3 separate regions of the Homo sapiens genome follow, and all the other regions are linked to region 3. A link is a contact called in ENCODE Hi-C or POLR2A ChIA-PET data. All regions are on one chromosome and are shown on one strand. The core of a region is the stretch at or near the end of the contact, and the rest is flanking DNA. Distances in the headings are between cores, read along the strand shown.

What was found. Hi-C counts contacts between places; a loop is a spot of excess contacts on that map. ChIA-PET counts read pairs that join two places held with the same protein, here RNA polymerase II (POLR2A). Pooled maps may share reads with other maps.
Region 1: a pooled map shows a loop between it and region 3 (14-fold over the local background). The contact joins two enhancer-like sites. A Hi-C loop is called at or near these places in 4 of 50 pooled maps. POLR2A ChIA-PET finds 5 or more read pairs at or near these places in 2 of 52 experiments (T-cell and WTC11).
Region 2: a map of dorsolateral prefrontal cortex shows a loop between it and region 3 (2.3-fold over the local background). The contact joins two enhancer-like sites. A Hi-C loop is called at or near these places in 2 of 168 maps with a recorded cell type or tissue (dorsolateral prefrontal cortex and posterior cingulate gyrus) and 3 of 50 pooled maps. POLR2A ChIA-PET finds 5 or more read pairs at or near these places in 1 of 52 experiments (WTC11).

What each region holds. Positions count from the first base shown.
Region 1 is chr2:239,320,550-239,324,871 of GRCh38, reverse strand. The region is part of intron 2 of HDAC4 (histone deacetylase 4); the gene reads left to right. Among named protein-coding and RNA genes, the nearest start is that of MIR4269, 17 kb to the right of the region's middle. Within about 2 kb of position 2,216, at least 9 of the 41 ENCODE cell types and tissues checked have a DNase peak (open chromatin) inside an H3K27ac peak, as active enhancers do.
Region 2 is chr2:239,367,109-239,371,293 of GRCh38, reverse strand. The region is part of intron 1 of HDAC4 (histone deacetylase 4); the gene reads left to right. Among named protein-coding and RNA genes, the nearest start is that of MIR2467, 17 kb to the right of the region's middle. RefSeq lists enhancers at 1,196-1,355, 1,376-1,695. Within about 2 kb of position 2,119, at least 12 of the 41 ENCODE cell types and tissues checked have a DNase peak (open chromatin) inside an H3K27ac peak, as active enhancers do; they include dorsolateral prefrontal cortex, where a contact is called at or near this core.
Region 3 is chr2:239,926,058-239,930,608 of GRCh38, reverse strand. It overlaps a transcript of NDUFA10 not described here. Among named protein-coding and RNA genes, the nearest start is that of MIR4786, 15 kb to the left of the region's middle. RefSeq lists a silencer at 1,484-1,705. Within about 2 kb of position 2,853, at least 3 of the 41 ENCODE cell types and tissues checked have a DNase peak (open chromatin) inside an H3K27ac peak, as active enhancers do; they include dorsolateral prefrontal cortex, where a contact is called at or near this core.

The DNA.
Region 1 (4,322 bases), core at 967-3,466, 610 kb after region 3:
TGCTCTTCCTAAGCCAGGGCGCTGCAGCCATATTCAGTCTCTTGTTCTTTGGCTCCCGTCCCTGTCGCTGCGTCCCTACAGCAGCACCTCGCCCACGCCCCCTTCTGTTATGGCCTCTCCAAGGGATGGCGAGTTTAACAACAACTGACCAGGGTTTCCACAGGAGACAGAGAACAGGCTTTCTGCAGCGTGGGTTCCCAGTTGTGCTGTGAGCTGTGGTGCCTCGTGAGTGGGGCTCTTCCGACCATCCTGTCACCACTTGCGTCAGAGTCCTGCGTGCTATCTGCCTGGGGGTCCTGAGTGTGCTGGCTGCTGCACTGAAGCGGGTGGGCTGCTGAGCAGGAAGCCACAGCATGCCACGCAGGCACTTTGGCTTTGCTTGGCCCCTGGAGAGCAAACACATAATGGCAATAGGCTTTACAGGGAGTAGGATTTATTTACTTTATCTGAAGGAGTTTAAAAATTGCTATTGTTCTCTTGGCTTTTAATTTTCACTCTCACCAGCCTTTCTGTTCAGGATACTGTGCGGTGAGGACCTCTTTCTCCATGTTAAGTTCGCACTGGTGAGTTGTGGCAGGATTGGTTTTCTTGTAGGATGGCTCAGGGCTGTGTTTCTTTCAGCTAATTGTGGCTACATTTTTGCCTTTGCGTGTCCAATTTGGGTTTCAAATTCAGGATTGTCCAAGTACTCTATGTTTGAAAATATTTTCCAGAGACCCCAGATTTCTTATTTATGTGCGTTAGTTACTTTTTAATTTTTTCAGCTGCCTTCTAGTTTCACACCTTCAATTGTGCTAATCCTTCGCATTTTAAAAGTTACACCAGCCTTTGTCAGTGTTTCATCAGTGCATACCGTAGCGCATGTGGTCCCGTTCAGATGCACTTTCTGTGGCCTGGATTCTAGGGGAAGCAATAGAGGATATATTTCATTCTGAAATTTGCACTGTTTCTTTTTTAAGTTAAATATTTCAACAGCAATGGATGTTCTTGTCTTTTTTTAGAAAAAATAAAAATGAATGTTTTTGTGGCGCTTCTGCCTGCTTGAGTGGCAGCGTTTTTTCCCTGTGCAGGCCCCCAGGTGTGTGTGATTGGCTGCCCCGGGGCCCCGTGACAGGGGATGCTTTTTGAGCTCTCACCGGCATCTTCCTCCTTAAATCCAGATTGGGCGGAGACATGAATTCAGCATTACCTCTCCCATGTCCACACGTGAAGAAGCACTTTCCAGGCGCACACACCTAAGTCGTTGGCCGCGGGTTCTTGGAGGGCGTGGCCTGAGCTCCCAGACGCCTCCTCTCTCACCTAGCACTGCACAGTGCCTTCCACACACAGGCTCTCCGAGGATCTGCCCCATTTATTGCTTTGATTTTGTTGGATGAAAGCAGTTTATTAAATAAATGGGAAAATACTCCCCTTCCCCAGTTTCAAAAGTTAAGATGTAGTCTTTTCTTTACTTAACATCCAACAATGCTGAAAGATGAAAGAAAGGAAAATGCTCTCTTTACCCTGCCAGACCACATTTAGCTGGGAGGCACACAGTTCAGAGAAAGTCACAGGTGACATTTTGTAGATTCTCAAGCAGGAGCTCTCTCTCTTTTTCTCTCTTTCCCTCTTTGTCTCCCCATGTCCATACCTGTACCTATTACATACACGATAGAACAGCAATGGGATTTTTTTGTAGCTCCGTAATATTTCAGTATTTAAAAATCCTCTGTTAATGGGACTTAAATTTTTTGTATAGTAAATAACACCTCAGCGAGCATTGTTGCACATGTGTCTTTATGTTTGGGGCTGGTTGTTCTTATCATGATTGTTTTGTTAGGATAAAGTCCAAGAAACAGAACTGTGGGGACAAGGGGATGCGTGAGTCACCCTCATCATCAAGAGTGAGCCGTTTGTGGCACGTGCACCCCACCCACTATGGCAAGATGCCTCCACACACCCCGCAGCAGCGCTGGGTTTGTCTCAGTCACTGCAGTTCTTTCTGGGCTTCCCGAGAAGGAAGGGCCACAAGAGTCTGTCCAGGTGCTGGGGCAGACATTGGTGACGTCGCTTATCGAAGCCAGGAGTGGGGCCCCGGGTGTGGGGCCGAGTGACAGACCCAGGCTACCCACACCCGGGCAGGATGAAGAGTCTCAAGAGTGCTTTCCTTAGGCTGGTTCCCGTCCACACACCAGCACTCAGCCAGTCAAGACACCTCTTGTGAGCATCTGCTACATGCCAGGCTGCTGTAAGCACTGGGGTCTACTGGTGAACCACACAGGAAAAGCCCCCACCCATTGCCACACCCAGTGCCAGTGGGAAAGTCAAACAGTAGATGGGTAAATAAACAACTACATAATGGTAAATATGGCTGGCAGTGATGGAGTCTGCCCTGCACAGGCACTTTGCTAAGTGTTTTCTACATATTTACAGCTGTGATCCCCACAACAGCCTACGGATGGGTCCTACTAACCTTACATCATCTGTATTTTACAGATGAGAAAACAGAGGCATTGAGAAAGGAAGTCACTGGCCCAAGGGGCTGTGCCAAGCAACTGACTCTTAACCAGTGAGCTTGCGCTCTGAAGTGTAAGGCTTTACTCCCCTAAACTTGTCATTGCAAGGCAGTAGAATAGGATCTGGAGACAGGGGGCCTTCACTTCAGCATCCGATTGGTTGCAGGCTGAGCTTTCACTTCAGCCCCTGATTGGTTGCAGGCCAAGTCTTCATTCGCATAGGGTGTAACTTCACTTTGGCCTCTGATTGGTCATGAGCCAAGTCTTCATTTACATAGGGTGTAACCAGTAGGAAACCTCTAAAGGGTACTTAACCCCCAGAAGATTTTGCAAGTGGGAGTCTTGAGCAGCTTGCTCTGGAGCTTGCTCCTGCTCTGTGGAGTGTACTTCCGCTTAAACAAATCTGTGCTTTCGTTGCTTCATTCTTTCATTGCTTTGTTTGTGTGTTTTGTCCAATTCTTTGTTCAACATGTCAAGAACCTGGACGACTCGCAGTGAAGACCCTCCCCCTTAACAACCGGATGTGCCATCAGGGATAGATGCTGCCCTGAGAATGATGAAGCCAGTGTCTAGGGGAAGTCCTGGTGTGGGCGGGAGCTGTGATGTTCTGTGCTCTATGGCAGGGCTTTGGAGGGCTTTGACTGGGCCAGAGCAAGTAACTATAAAATGTCAGACCTTAGAAGAAAAGCATCCTGTACTCTGACAGGAAGCAGCATGAGTTGGTTGTCACTAAAAGGAAGAACTTCTGAGAACCCCACAAAGGACCCAGTTAGGTAATTGTTGAAAGCTGCTACTCCTTCAGGGATAATGTAATATTTTTCCAACATTTACACACGTTCACCTTATTTAAGATTGGCTCAAAACACAGAAAAATGTAAGCTAACCTTTTTTTTTTTTTTTTTTTTTTTTTTTGAGACGGAGTCTTGCTCTTTCACCCAGGCTGGAGTGCAGTGGCGCTATCTCGGCTCGCTGCAAGCTCCGTCTCCCGGGTTCACACCATTGTCCTGCCTCAGCCTCCTGAGTAGCTGGGACTACAGGCGCCCGCCACCACGCCCGGCTAATTTTTTGTATTTTTAGTAGAGACGGGGTTTCACCGTGTGAGCCAGGATGGTCTCGATCTCCTGACCTCGTGATCCGCCCACCTTCACCTTCCAAAGTGCCGGGATTACAGGCGTGAGCCACTGCGCCTGGCTGCAAGCTAATCTTATGAAGCTTAGAGTATCTTGATTTTAGAACCTGCAAGAGACAATAATAAAGCAAACGTTATAAGCACATTTTGTTTGTAAACATAGGTTTAAAACCCTGAATAGAATATTGGGGAAAAGAAAATAACAGTACATTATGTAGTTATTCGTTATCAAAGGTTTTATTACAGGACAGTTGTTATACAAGGAAAGCGGTATAAATCATGTAAATATGAGAGAATGTTTTGAAAAATAAAAAAGATTAGATAAAATAATTATTTCAGTTTTCATAATTGATTTTAAAATACCCAAGTTGGAGAGAATATGTAGTTCTTACAAGTTGGGGATCATTTGAAAGCAAAAATGAATCTTTTTCATGGTTGGAAAACTCTAGAGGCCTTGTCTTAACAAGAGCTGTGTTCTGAGGTTGACCTTACGGTAGCACATGTGTTCAGTATGGCTTGAGATGTCAGCAGTTTCATTAAGATGGGAAGAACCAAAATAAATTCACATAAAAAGACTCAAAAAGATTCAGAAAATTTTATAGATTATCAGAAACCCACTAGAATCATGGATTTTGTATTTGCCAATAATTAATAGCTAGAAAAGTTCAACAGCAAAATAGTTTTGATTAAAATACATA
Region 2 (4,185 bases), core at 870-3,369, 560 kb after region 3:
TATAAGGATGTGTGTATGTGATTGAGTGTGTGAGTTTGAGGTCATGTGTGAGTGACACACGTGTTTATATGTTGGACTCCTTGTTGGAGCCTGGCCTGAGTGGACGGGGCCGTGGTGCAGGCCAGAACAGGTGTCTGCACAGACAAGGTGGCCTGAGGCGCAGGGTTCCTGCCTGGACAAAGGTGGACTCTGTCCTGGGTGATTCCCTGTCCCAGCTGGGGCCTGCCCTGTGGCTGCCAGGAGCTGAGGAGTGACTGACTCTGGGGGCGACAGGCTGTGGGAAGCCCTGTGGTGTGGACAGCAGCTGCACATCAGTGGCTCCAAAGGGCAGAGGGTTAGAGCAATTGCCCTAGATGGCAGCTGTCATCGACTATCCAACTAGGAGATGAGGGGCATGTTGGTCCTTCACCTTTATGACTCATTTAGCTGTCTGTAATTCATCCCAGGAACGTTCTTAAAGTAATCATCATCATTTTGAAAAGACCCAGCATGATGCGGGGATGAGCTGTGAAGACAGGTTTTCAAGCCCAAGTCCAGTGGGTGCTCAACCAGCTCCTCTGCTCGGCTCCTCCAGGCGCCGCAGGGCTGCAGGTGCACCAGCCTTTCCACCAGGTGCCTGGCCAGCACAAGAGTCCTGCTCTCCCGGAGGCCGCTGTGCAGGATCAGCTCTGCACTATCTGTTGCCGTTAACCATACAGTGCATGACCTCCTGAAAAACACCAGACATGCTTCACAGGCCCCAGGGCTGGCAAGGCAGGGAGCAGGGAGGCCTGGATTCAGGGGGGCGCTGCAGGGAGTCCAGAGTGCCCGTGCTGACTGGGTTTGGTCTGTCTCTGGGCAAATCCAGTTTTACAAGTCTGCTAAGTAGCAGTCTTTAAAACTGCATCTTGATTGGTGTGGCACCTGTCTCCTGCCTGCGAGAACCATACCTGCTTTTACTCTACCCTTTAACAGGAGAGCCCCGAGCCATGTCTTTCAGTGGGATCGAGGGAGTTGGAACATTTCAGAGCTGTGGGGTGCCTCCCTCAGCGCAGCATTTTGGACCTCTAGCACCACTCTCTGACGGTTGTTGGTGGCCCATGGCTAAGGGTTGCATGGTTGTCTTTGCATTTTTAAACTCTGTTTTGACCCCGCAGAGCCCCTTGGGAAAAGTCGGGATGCTACCCTCACTGACCTGCCAGTCCCGGGGACACAGGGCAGACGGCCTGCCGTCCTGTACAGGGCCCCGTGCATCTGGGCGTGCTTTTCTCTGCCTCATGAAGTGTGTCGCCAGCCACGCTGCAATCATCTGTTCTTTAAGAGAAAGAAAAGTGGAGATGACAGGATGTGGCGGTCCTATGATTCTCTCCGCCCACCAGGGAGGAATGGGAAGTTCCCATCAGGGCATGACGCCACTTTCAGTACAAGCCTTCAGGCATCTGTGCCACTTCCTTTCATGCACCCTGCACTGTCCTCAGCTCCTTTAAGCTCTTCATTTCCGTTGTTTTCTATGAAAGGTGGCTACGATTCTGTGTGTTCTGCTTGAGAGAAGGTGGCCCAGGCCTGCTGAGACGTCATGGGCCGTGTCATCCAGCAACCTGGCTTCCGAGGCGCTGTGTTGAACACTTCTTGACTTCATGAGTTTATAAGTACTTCATGCCCAGCTACACCGTGTACGCGGAAATGAGAGCAGGGCTTGACCCGTCTCTTGATTATCTGCAGCAGTTTTAATTTATTTTAAAATAGAAATAGCTTTGCTTTTTACATTAAAATAAAAATGCTTTTTGTAAACAATTGCAACAATAAATAAACTTAGAAAGTAGGAGTTTAACGAACCTCTGAGTTTCGCTCACATGCTTGGGAAACCAACCGGGTTAGCGGGACTGTAGCTTGGAGACATTGCAGCCCAAGCGGCTGTCTCTGGGGAGCCCTGTGGCTCCCGGGCTGCCCACCCCCCGCCGGGCAGTCGGCTTGCTGCCACCAGCAGGTGTGAGCTCCAACCGTAGACATGCTCTTGGTCCAGACGTCCATTTATTGGGACCCAAAACTCAGAACTGTGGGCAGTTCAGACCTGGAAAGATGAAAGGGGACCGTCGGGGAATGGGCCGTGCTGCTGTCTTCCTTCCCGCTTGTTGGCATCTGTCCAAGCCTTCCCTCCTTTCTTGGAGACTGTCACCAGAGAGGGCCTGTCTGTGTCTTGTCAAACAGAGAGGATTCCTCCCTGCCGGCGAGCCTGTCCACTGCCTGTGTGTGCAGGTCCTTTGTCACCTTCCTGCAGCTTCCCTGGGGTCACCAGGGGAGTGGTGTGTCACCCGTGGGGTTGGCATTCACCTCCCCCCAGGTGAGGGCTCTCTGACGGCTGTGAATAATCACAGCAGCAGGTACCAGGATTGTCTGCGGGTTCCCATCTGCAGGGCAGCCTCAGCTGTCGATGCCGACATCGATAGTTTTGAGTAGAGTTGGGGAGGAACTTGGGCTATCACCTGGAATCAAAGCACCTTTATTTACTGCTTTGGTCCGAAAGAACGCAACACTTAGGAGGGTCCACTCCAGCAGTGATAAGCACCTCACCTGCAGAACAGGGAGGGCTGCCTGCCCAGGTCTCCCACCTCACCTGGGCAGGAGAGGCACCTGCAGCTTGAGACAGGCATGGAGAGGACGGTCCTGACCACTGAGGAGTGTCTGTGTCTGGAGGAAACAGCCTGTGCCCCTCTCCTCAGGACGGAGGCCCTTCACTTGTACCCCCCTGTTATCCCCCAATGGAGAAGGAAGTGGGTGGGCGGCTGGGACACGTCAGTTTCCAGTTTTTCTTGCTTGGCACCCTGTCAATCTTGAGTTTGTTTCAAGAAGCTGTTCTGCTGCCTTGATGAGACCCCCTCCACGTGAAGAAAGGTGAAATGCAGCAGCGCCAGCCACGCAAGATGGTACTGTGCTTTGGACGGTGCATTTCAGGGTCTTCTCATCGCCCCCTTTGCTAGTCCCTGAATTCCTCACAGCCAAGTTCCTGTGTCTCTGCGGGCCCCACATCCCTCACATCTGACATTCAGGGCCCTCCTGTGTCTCCGAAGGAAGAGGGTTGGAACACACCTGCAGAGCCACGGTTCTCAAACTCCGGAGCCCTTCACACTCCTGCAAATTAGCATGGACTCCAAAGAGCTTTAGCTTCAATGATTGAGATGCACAGGCTGACTGTCGTTCTGACGTGCTTGGGACCAGAAGTGTTCAGGCTCTCAGAGTTTTTGGATTTTGAAGTATTTGCGTATACATAATGAGATATCTTGGGGATGGGACCTGAGTCTAAACATGAAATTTATTTATTTATTTATTTATTTATTTTGAGACGGAGTCTTACTCTGTCGCCCAGGCTGGAGTGCAGTGGTGTGGTCTCGGCTCACTGCCACCTCCGCCTCCCAGGTTTAAGCGATTCTACTGCCTCAGCCTCCCTCCCGAGTAGCTGGAATTACAGACATACACCACTATGACTGGCTAGTTTTTGTATTTTTAGTAGAGATGGGGTTTCACCATGTTGGCCAGGCTTACCTCAGGTGATCCACCGGCCTCAGCCTCCCAAAGTGCTGAGATTAGTGTGAGCCACCACACCCAGCCTAAACATGAAATTTATTTTTCATGTTCACCTTATACATATAATGTGAAGGTAATTTCATATAGTATTTTTAATAATTTTGTTCGCCAAACAGTTTTGACTGTGACCCATCACATGAGGTCAGGTATGGAATTTTCCACTTGGGTTTTCATGTTGGTGCTCAGAAAATTTCAGATTTTGGAGCATTTTGGTTTGTGGATTCTTAGATTAGGGATGCTCAACCTGTATTGGTATTTATTGTATTAGAAACTAACACACATCTAAAAAACGTGCTTACTCATTTGAAACTGAATAAACCCATTACATGTTAAATAGATAGGTAACATTTTTAACAAAAAATAACCGTTCGGTAAAACACAAAGCGTCGTGAGAAGAGAGGCATCATTTTACCCTTTGCCAGTCTATGGAAGGTGTGGCTTAATGGCGACAGTATTTCTGCTTCTCACACCGGCTCTCGTTCAGTCCATGTCCACTGTACCCCTGTGAGAGAAGGGCACATGACATTTTTCTATTATGAACAAAAATTTGACTTCACACACCTCTTGTAAAGGTCTCGGGGACCCTCTGGGACCCCAGATCGCATTATGAGGACCGCTGTTTTA
Region 3 (4,551 bases), core at 1,604-4,103:
CCGGGTGCCACCTGTGAGTCTGTAGAGCTCTTTGGGGGCGGCAGGCAGGGTCAGCAGAGGCTGCGGACAGCGGGGTGCAGAGGGACTGGAGCCACTGCCTGCAGACAGGCAGGACCGTCTTTCTGCTTGGTGTGACCTGGTCATTTCTCTCGGCGAAGTGGCGATCAGGACGGGATCCATGGGGACGGGGTCAGGAAAGGTCTCTGAGGAGGGCATCCTGGGAGATGATCTGCATGCACGGCTGAAGGAGGAAATTTGCAGGGGATGTGAAGGTCATGGCAAAGGTCAGAGCAGGGGCAATGGAGGAGCAGGGGTGGCAGAGGAGCAGGGGTGGTGGAGAAGCAGGGCTGGCGGAGGACTAGGGGCGGTGGAGAAGCAGGGCTGGCTGAGGAGCAGGGGCAGTGGAGAAGCAGGGCTGGTGGAGGAGCAGGGGCGGTGGAGAAGCAGGGGCAGCGGAGGAGCAGGGGCAGTGGAGGAGCAGGACTGGTGGAGGAGCAGGGGCAGTTGAGAAGCAGGACTGGCTGAGGAGCAGGGGCGGTGGAGAAGCAGGGGCAGCGGAGGAGCAGGGGCAGTGGAGGAGCAGGACTGGTGGAGGAGCAGGGGCAGTTGAGAAGCAGGACTGGCTGAGGAGCAGGGGCGGTGGAGAAGCAGGGGCAGCGGAGGAGCAGGGGCAGTGGAGGAGCAGGGGCAGTGGAGGAGCAGGACTGGTGGAGGAGCAGGGGCAGTGGAGGAGCAGGGCTGGCTGAGGAGCAGGGGCAGTGGGAGAGCAGGGCCGGCGGAGGAGCAAGAGCAGTGGAGGAGCAGGGGCAGTGGAGGAGCAGGGCTGGTGGAGAAGCAGGGGCAGTGGAGGAGCAAGAGCAGTGGAGAAGCAGGGCTGGTGGAGAAGCAGGGCCGGCGGAGGAGCAAGAGCAGTGGAGGAGCAGGGGCAGTGGAGGAGCAGGGGTGGTGGAGAAGCAGGGGCGGTGGAGGAGCAAGAGCAGTGGAGGAGCAGGGCTGGTGGAGAAGCAGGGCCGGCGGAGGAGCAGGGCAGCTTGCTGGAGCAGCAAGGGCTGCCGCACTTCCCGGGCTTGTGAGGTGCACTAGCCTCCCACAAGAAGGAAAATCACCACTGATTAAATAACGTTGAGAGGTGAGGAAACACTGCCATGGCTTATTTTGCATTCCTTGCAAGAGCTCTTTTTGACTCATTTTTTCCTTTTTATGGAGGCTCAGGAGTGAGACCTGAGACCACAAGAGAAATGGCCTCGTGAGACCCTGGCCCCTCCTTCCCATTCTCAACCACCTTCGACAACTCAGTCATCGGTGTCTGCGTCTCTGCCCGGTACCGTCCTCCGTAACCCATGGGTGGCTGATGCAGCCATTGTCCCTGTCTCCAGGGCAGCAGCCAGGCCACCGGTTGGTGCCAAGCACGCACATCACTGCAGTGTCAGGGCAGCGTCTCGCCTGGGTGGCTGCATCCCGGCTTTGGAGACGCCGGGTGGCGATCTTGTTACGATCTCGTTAGCCAGATGCAGCGTTCTCTTCATTTTTAAAGAGCAGTGGGAAGGCACGGGAGGGGGTTCAAGCCTGCTTTGGTTCTTGTCTTCAGCTCACCGGGCGCCAGTGGGGAGCACTGGACAGAGACAGGAGTAGGTGCAGGAGGAAGAGTCGGGGGCTCCTGACCTCGGGAGTGGGATCCGGGTGGCCGCGGGGCGATGGGAGACAAAGCGTTTCGGAGTCAAGGCTGGGAGGATTCGCGGAGGATCCGCTGATGGGAGGAGTGGGGTGAAGGAGCAACCACACAGGCTCCGAGGTTGGGCCTGGGCTGCTTGGAACACGGATACCACCTGTTTGGAAGGGACGCTGCAGGGAACGCGGAAGGGTCTGACATCCTTGCACAGAGGGACCTGGAGCGGGATGTCCGGTGGTTGGCTGGGTGCCTCTGGAGCAGGTGAGGCAGGGCTTGGAGACAGCTTGGGAATCACAGGTGAGAGTGTCCCCCAGGGCCCTGGATGAGGTCACCTGTGGGGAGAGCATAGTTGGAAACGAGATGTCGCTGTCACAGCTCCAGGGTGGGAGACAGGAACTGCATTAAACCCAGCAGCGGCTCGCGGTGGGCCAGGGCCGAGGAGTCTGGCGTGGATTCGGGGGATTTCCTGCCATGAGGAACTGACTTCACAGAATAATAATCACAATAGAAGTAATTTTCAGATCGCAAGTGGTTTTCCTTTTTCCTCTTTGTGTTCTCTTTCCAGCTCTGTATTTCATCTTGTCTTTTGCCTTCTTTTCTTTAGTCATGATTCATGGAATTCATGTGCTCCTTTATTTCTTGGAAAACATGAAAGCAGTTGAGGTATACATTTTCTTCTGTTATGGAACAATTATGCCTTCAAAGTGGCATTGGTACCTGCCTTTTTTTTTCTGTTACATTTGTTTTCTTCTTTTGTTATTTTTTTTTTAAAGTCCTGGAATCTTTGTACAGACCTTCTGCTCCTTACTCGCGTTTGTGGTGGGGGCTGTGCTGGGGTCTGCTGTTTTCCCATGTGGGATGGGAGGGCCCTTCTTGACTTCAGTCGCTCTTTACCTGGGTACTGGTGTTTTGTGTCTTTGCTTTTAACTTTTAATTTGATGACTACACATGCACAAGAAATTGCAAACGCAGCATGCAGAAGTCCCCTGTGTCCTTGCCCAGCACCCCCACAGCCACCGTATTGGGGTACCAGGGACCTGACAGTGATGGGCCCACCAGCCTTGCCGAGTTTTTGCCAGCTTTCCTCACACTCATTTGTTGTTCCATGTGGTTTTATAGAATTTTGCCACCTGTGGCGGCTGCCACGCTGATGTCATCGTGTGAATCTCCCTCAGGCTGTCCCCAGTCGCCACCCAGGCTCCTCCCCTTGCCCCACCCCTAACCCTGGCAACCAGGAAGCTGTTCTGCAGCTCTGTGATTTTGTCATTTTGAGAATTTTGTATAAATGGAATTGTGCGGCATGTGACCTTTAGAGATTAACTTTTAAAATTCAGCCTAATGCCCTTGAGCCCCCTCCAGGCTGTGAGAGTGGCAATACAGTCATGCTTTGTGTAATGACGGGGATACATCCTGAGGACTGCACCGTTAGGTCGGTGAGTCAGCCAGTGGGTGGGGAGTGAACGTGAGGGCCTGGGACATGACTGTGCACTGCTGCAGACTTTATAGACATTGCACACTTAGGCTAAACTCAATTTATCGTTAAAAGTTTTCTTTCTTCAGTAAGCTAACCTTAGCTTACTCTAAGTCTTTTACTTCATACACTTTTTGATATTTTTTAACTTTCTGACTCTTTTATAATAACATTTACCTTAAAATACATGTTACAGCTCTATATTCTTTCTTCATATCCTTATTCTATAAGCTTTATTCTATTACTTTTTTAACTTTTAAAACTTTAAAAAAATACTAAGGCACAAATGCACACATTAGCCTAGGTCTACATACGGTCAGGATCATCCATGTCTGATAGGGTATAACTGTGTCCCCACCCAAGTCTCATCTTGAATTGTAGCTCCCATAATCCCCATGTGTTGTGGGAGGGACCTGGTGGGAGGCCGTTGAATCGTGGGGGTGGATCTTTCCCATGCTGTTCTTGTCACAGTGAATCAGTCTCATGGGATCTGGTGGTTTTATAAAGAGAAGCTCCCCTGCACACACTTTCTTGCCTGCCACCATGTAAGACGTGTCTTGCTTCCCCTTCGCTCTCCACCATGATTGTGAGGCCTCCCCAGCCATGTGGAACTGTGAGTCCATTAAACCTCTTTCCTTTATGAATTACCCGGTCTCGGGTACGTCTTTATTAGCAGCATGAGGACAGACTAATATGACGTCACTGTCTTCCACCTCCACCTCCTGTCCCACTGGAAGGTCTTCAGGAGCAGTAGCACACATGGAATTGTTCTCCCCTGTGGTAATGATGCCTTCTTCTGAATACCTCCTGAAGGACTTATCTGAGGCTGTTTTACAGGTATCTATTTTTTTTTATAAGTAGGAGGAGTACACTCCAAAATTATGATAAAAAGTATAGTGTACTAAAAATATAATCCAGAAATATCGTCAGTTATTTTCATCAGTATTATGTACTGTACATAATTGCATGTGCTAGACTTGTATATGACTGGCACACAGTAGGTTTGCTTACACCAGCCTCATCACAGACAAGCTATGACATATGCTGGCTACAGTGTCACTAGGGGATAGGATTTCTTCAGCTTCATTATAGTCTCATGGGACCACTGTAGCATATTTGGTCTGTTGTTGACTGAAGCATTGTATGCTAGTTTTTTCTGTTTATTGCTGAGCTCACATTACCAGTGTACCACAGTTTGTTTAACCATTCACCCATTGAAGGAAATTGACATCGTTTCCAGATTTTGACAATTATGAATAAAGCCGCTATGAACATTGATATACAAGTTTTTGTGTAGACAGAAAGTTTCATTCCTCTGGTGTAAATGCCCAGAAGTGTAATTGCTGGATCGTAGGGTAAGTGTATGTTTAATTTTTTATCAGAGACTCCAAAATGTTTCCCAGAGTGGGGT